Linked DNA regions of Homo sapiens: region 1 is linked to region 2. Evidence: read pairs that join two places in POLR2A ChIA-PET (ENCODE). Cell type or tissue: Panc1. All regions are shown on one strand. Each heading gives the region's core, and the rest is flanking DNA. Links, peaks and the distances in the headings are about the cores only.

Region 1 (2,902 bases), core at 154-2,653, 790 kb before region 2:
TGGGGCCAAAGACAGGCTGGATTTCCAAGGTCATTGTAGCCCCTCGTTCCAGCCTGGAGCCATAAGGCTGGTTGGTTCCCTCTTCAACCCCACCTGGCCTTCCCCGACCTCGGATCCCATACCCCACTCATCTGTGGTGGTCTTCTGTCTGTCAAACACCCACTGGGTTGTGTGGTTCTGTTGCGGTAGGAGCATGTCTCTGACATCTTTGCACACACACATATATACCCTATATACACACACCCATGCCTTATATACAGAAGGTGCTCCATAAATGCATGCTCAGCCTTTGTCTGTGAGCACAGCCCAGCCTCTCCCAGAGCCATCCTGGGACTGGTTTTGTCCGAGGGAATGGGAGGGAAGGGCAGAGCAGCCTAGCCCAGCGGCCTTTACCTTACGAGGTTGGCGCAGGGCCCCGGCCACCGGCAGCTCTGGTACACGCGCTGGACCACCGTCTCCGAGCCATTCTGCACCTGGCAGGACACCGTCCGTGTCACTGTGTGATGGCACCAGTGCCTGTGGAGAGAGCAACAGTCACATGAGCCCTGCCTGTTCCCAGAGCTGCCAACTTCGGGTCAGGGGGCCGTGCTGGACAGGGAGGGGCCCCCGCAAACCTGGGGTGGAGGCTCGCTCTCTTGGATGGGGGGCCCACTGAGACCCTCTGTCTCGGTCTGAGGGGAAGAGAGAACACTTGCAACCCTTGGCCACCAAGCCCTGGCATCATTCCCGTCACTGACCACTCAGTGTGGAATTGGTGAGAAAGACTCAGCCCTGCCCGTGGAAATCTCACCCTGGTGGGGAGAGGAGATGACACAGTCCATAGGAACAGCAGGTAACACGTTCCACCACGTGGTGAACACACAAGCTACAGGAACGGAGCAGGGCATCTCGCCCAGCAGGCCCTGAGGCCACCAGCTGAGTAGTGCAAGATAAGTTAGCCAACCGACCAACCGACCAACTGACCAATGTGTGGGGGCCGTGAGAGGGGACGAAGCCAGCAGGGGAAGCAGCGGTGTAACAGGCACAGAGCGGAGAGAGACCACGGCAAGTCTAGAGACTTGCCTGCAATGGGAAGTGGCCAGGCCAGGCACAGTGGCTCACACTTGTAATCCTAGCACTTTAGGAGGCTGAGGCAGGAGGATCTCTTGAGCCCAGGAGTTCAAGATCAGCCTGAGCCACATAGTGAGACCCTGCCTCTACAAAATAAAAATTAAAAAATTAGCCCAGGCGTGGTGGCACACACATGTAGTCCCAGCTACTCAGGAGGCTGGGGCAGGGGATGGCTTGAGCCCAGGATCATAGTGGCTATGATCATGCTACTTCACTACAGCCTGGGCAACAGAGTGAAACCCTGAAGAGAGGAGGAGAGGAAGGGAGAAGAGGGGAGGGGAGGGGAGGGGAGGGGAGGGGAGGGGAGGAGGAATGAGAGAGAAAGAGAGAGAGAAGGAGAGAGGGAGGGAGGGAGGAAGGGAAAGAGCCAGAGAGAGAGAGAGAGAGAAAGAAAGAAAGAGCCAGAAGGCTGAAGGAAGGGGAGGAGCCAGGAGAAAGGAAGAGACATGTGACCTGCCGGGCTAGGGAATAAATGCCTTCAGAGTACAAGAAGCAAGGGGCAGCAAGCTTGGGCAGTGGAGAGGAGGAAAGAGGAAGGGACGTACACAAACAATACGGGATCAGGTTAAGGTGCTCCCACCTCCTCCTCCCATCCCCATAGCCTAGAAATTGAAAATTAAAAAATAAGTCCCTGGCCGGGTGGTGGCTCAGCACTTTTGGGGTCCGAGGAGGATGGATCACTTGAGCCCAGGAGTTTGAGACCAGCCTGGGCAACATAGCGAGACCCCATCTCTACAAAAATATTTAAAAATTACCTGTGGTGGCACACGCCTATAGTCCTAGCCACTCAAGAGGCTGAGGCAGGAGTATCACTTGAGCCCAGGAGGTTGAGGCTACAGTAAGCTGTGATCATGCCACTGCACTCTAGCCTGGGTGACAGAGCGAGACCCTGTCTAAAAATAATAATAAAATAAAATAAGAAAAAAAGTCCTCAAGGGCATTGGAAAGAGAGAAGCAATGGGCCAGACATTTGGAGGGGTCCCTAAGAGACAGAAAGTAGATGGGCCCACATTGAAGGCAAAAATCACAGCCAGAAACACACAAAAGAGGACCGGGGCTGAAGCTAGGAGCCACATGGGGGCACAGATGCAGATGAGGAGGTAGAGAGGGACCCAAAGGTGACCATCAGAGAGATTGGTTAGGGGACCACCATAGAAAGAGCTGGACAGGTAGGACCCGGGTCCTTGTCCCTGCTGGTTTCAGGAATCAGGCATTGGAGGCTGAGTGCGGTGGCTCACACTCATAATCCCAGCATTTTGGGAGGCCAAGGTGGGAGAATCGCTTGAGCTTAGGAATTCTAGACTAGCCTGGGCAACATAGCAAGATCCTGTTTGTCTCTACAAAAAGTATATATATACGACTGGGCATGGTGACTCATGCCTGTAATCCCAGCACTTTGGGAGGTCAAAGTGGGCGGATCACCTGAGGTCAGGAGTTCGAGACCAGCCTGGCCAACATGGAGAAACCCTGTCTCTACTAAAAATGCAAAAACAAATAGCCAGGCTTGGTGGCACACACCTGTAGACCCAGCTACTTGGGAGGCTGAGACGGGAGAATCACTTGAACCCAGGAGGCAGAAGTTGCAGTGAGCCGAGATCGCACCACTGCACTCTAGCCTGGATGACAGAGTAAGACTCCATCTCAAGATATAAATATATTATAGATATAGATATCTATAGATATATCTCTATATCTATGTCTAGATATAGAGATATATCTCTATATCTATGTCTAGATATAGAGATATATCTCTATATCTATGTCTAGATATATAGATATACCTGTATCTATA
Region 2 (2,902 bases), core at 314-2,813:
AGACTGCATCTCTACAAAAGTTTTTTAAAAATTGGCTGGACTTAGTGGTGCATGCCTGTAATCCCAGCTACTTGGGAGGCTGAGGCAAGAGGATGACTTGAACCTGAGAGGTCAAGGCTACATTGAGCCATGATTGCACCACTGCACTCCAGCCTGGGCGAGAGAGTGAGATCCTGTCTCAGAGAGAGAGACAGAGAAACAGAGACCCTGGGGGACCAGGACAGAAGAAGACAAGGGGAGGGTCTTTGCTTGGCCCCTGCTAAGCCTGTCCTCCTTCCCCTCTGTCCCCAGGCTTCCGGCCCCGCAGAAGTCTCCTCTTCATCAGCTGGGACGGTGGTGACTTTGGAAGCGTGGGCTCCACGGAGTGGCTAGAGGTGATACGGGGTCCCGGGCAGGTCGTTAGGCATTGGGGAGAGGTGGGGGTGGGGGGTTCCCACTCCACACTGGTCACCCACCCACAGGGCTACCTCAGCGTGCTGCACCTCAAAGCCGTAGTGTACGTGAGCCTGGACAACGCAGTGCTGGGTGAGCTGGGGCAGTGCCACCACCTGGCCCCCTGGGGTCCACCCTTGCCTCTGGGGCTGAGCCCTGAGCCTGGCATCCCTCCCCTCCCCTTTTTCCAGGGGATGACAAGTTTCATGCCAAGACCAGCCCCCTTCTGACAAGTCTCATTGAGAGTGTCCTGAAGCAGGCAAGAGCACCCCAGGAATAGGGGGTGAAGGGGAGTAGGTTGCGGGGAGGAGCAGAGCCTGATCAGTGCCCTTCCCCAACCCCCAGGTGGATTCTCCCAACCACAGTGGGCAGACTCTCTATGAACAGGTGGTGTTCACCAATCCCAGCTGGGATGCTGAGGTGTAAGTTGGGGGGGTAGGGAGAGCTGGGGAGGGATGTGGGGGAGCCTGAACCCACAGATCGCTCCAACCCACCTGCCCCCAGGATCCGGCCCCTACCCATGGACAGCAGTGCCTATTCCTTCACGGCCTTTGTGGGAGTCCCTGCCGTCGAGTTCTCCTTTATGGAGGTGAGACGTCCTCCCCCTGCCCCAGACACAGCGCTAGTCCTTCAGCCTGTCTGCCTCCGCCCCAGCGTCCACCCTGTCCTGGCAGGACGACCAGGCCTACCCATTCCTGCACACAAAGGAGGACACTTATGAGAACCTGCATAAGGTGCTGCAAGGCCGCCTGCCCGCCGTGGCCCAGGCCGTGGCCCAGCTCGCAGGGCAGCTCCTCATCCGGCTCAGCCACGATCGCCTGCTGCCCCTCGACTTCGGCCGCTACGGGGACGTCGTCCTCAGGCACATCGGGAACCTCAACGAGTTCTCTGGGGACCTCAAGGTTCAAGAGGCCCACCCCGCTCTTGGTCTCTGGGAGTGGGAGGCACTGCCCAGGCCAGGGGGTCCAGCCCCTTCTCTCTGCATTCCCTGGGGTCTAGGTCCTCTCTGGCAATCCAGCCCATTAACCCCCTGCCTCCAGTCTCCCAGCCCCCAGCATGTGCCATCGCCCAACCTGGCAGGTGCAGGATCTTCTCCCCACTCCCTTCATCCTGCCTCCAGCACTCTGTCCTCGTCTACCTCCTCCCTCCTGCGGCCAGGGGTCCCAGCCCCCTTCCCCATGCTAGGCGGGGGTCCTTGTCCCCATGCTAGGCGGGGGTCCTGGCCCCTGCCGCCAGCCCCAGCCCGCGCCTCCCCACCCCAGGCCCGCGGGCTGACCCTGCAGTGGGTGTACTCGGCGCGGGGGGACTACATCCGGGCGGCGGAAAAGCTGCGGCAGGAGATCTACAGCTCGGAGGAGAGAGACGAGCGACTGACACGCATGTACAACGTGCGCATAATGCGGGTGAGGCCCCGCCCTCCTCGCCCCGCCCCCAGTGTCCCGCCCCTCCCCTGGGGCTCCACCTCCTGGACCTGGCCCCGTCTGCGCGCTCCTCTCTCTCCCCGCCTACACAGTCCCGGTCCTCTGGATGCTCTCTTCCCAGTCCTGGACACGCAGTGCTCATAGATCGGTCAGGCTGGAGGACCCGAGCGATCAAAGTGATGAAATGGACAGGGAGGGCCAGCCTCTTGGCCACAGTCGCCTGGTTTACGCCTGGCAGAACTGGGACAATCCACCCTCCCCCACCCCTCCCCGCTGACTCCCCTCCTATAGCTCCCACTGCCTCCTCGACCCTTCTGGAAAGAAAAAGCATGTCCACACTGGTCCACAATACGAGGTTACAGGCTGGGAAGTGCAGAAGGCTAAAGATATTCAGAGTAAGAGAGCTGTTTTCCTTCTGATAATGAAATGGGTGAAATCCAGAAAGGCTGCCTGGAGGAGGTGTCACGTGAAAGTTAAACAAGAGCTTATTCCCTCACCAATCCCTTCTGCTTAGCTTTGAATCCTTTGCAGCCCACACCCCACCTCCAGTTCCAACTCCTCCACTTCCTTCCATTTTCTTACTCCAAGAACTCAACCCCTCAACCCTTTGATGTCAAGAAATGGGTGAGTAGGGACTGTGGCCATGGGGAAAGGTCTGCAGGGCAAAATAGTAAACAGGATCATCCTCAATGAGTGTGGGGTGAGCTGGGAACTGCAGTGTACACAGAGCCACTTGTGCACACACACTCACGGTTTTCAGAGCCAGCATGGCTACCCCTTGGAGGCTCATGTTATCTCTCCTCCTTGCATTTTCCTGCTTGTGCCCTCTGCCTGTCCCCCTTGGCCATTTACAAACCTATTGCTCTTGCTCGTTCTCCCTTGCCCAGACTAGAGTGCAGTGGCACCATCTCTGCTCACTGCAACCTCCAACTCCTGGGCTCAAGTGATCCTCCCACCTCAGCCTCCCTAGTAGCTGGGAGTACAGGCACGTGCCATGACGCCCGGCTAAATTTTTCTATTTTTTGTAGAGACAGGGTTTTACCATGTTG

The links. ChIA-PET counts read pairs that join two places held together with the same protein. Peaks named below come from ENCODE experiments on the same cell type or tissue, not always from the same donor. Only the 100,000 strongest peaks of a DNase experiment are listed, where the experiment ranks them.
Region 1: POLR2A ChIA-PET joins it to region 2 with 11 read pairs; 2 of 35 experiments call an interaction of 5 or more read pairs at or near these places.

What each region holds. Positions count from the first base shown.
Region 1 is chr7:101,417,591-101,420,492 of GRCh38, reverse strand. COL26A1 (collagen type XXVI alpha 1 chain) reads right to left here. Exons shown (of 13, transcript NM_001278563.3): 2 at 394-516. Among named protein-coding and RNA genes, the nearest start is that of COL26A1, 56 kb to the right of the region's middle. RefSeq lists an enhancer at 1-93. In Panc1, for the core only: no CTCF peak of the experiment used is centred there; no DNase peak of the experiment used is centred there.
Region 2 is chr7:100,625,696-100,628,597 of GRCh38, reverse strand. It overlaps TFR2 (transferrin receptor 2), which reads left to right. Exons shown (of 18, transcript NM_003227.4): 11 at 292-374; 12 at 462-525; 13 at 624-691; 14 at 778-854; 15 at 937-1,021; 16 at 1,107-1,334; 17 at 1,695-1,835. All of the region lies in intron 1 of LOC124901709 (a long non-coding RNA gene), which reads right to left. It overlaps LOC124901710 (a long non-coding RNA gene), which reads left to right and starts at 1,848. Exons shown (of 2, transcript XR_007060455.1): 1 at 1,848-2,248; 2 at 2,368-2,902. RefSeq lists enhancers at 638-1,400, 1,698-1,992, 1,401-2,165 and silencers at 1,643-1,702, 1,763-1,902. In Panc1, for the core only: no CTCF peak of the experiment used is centred there; no DNase peak of the experiment used is centred there; H3K4me3 peaks cover 742 bases.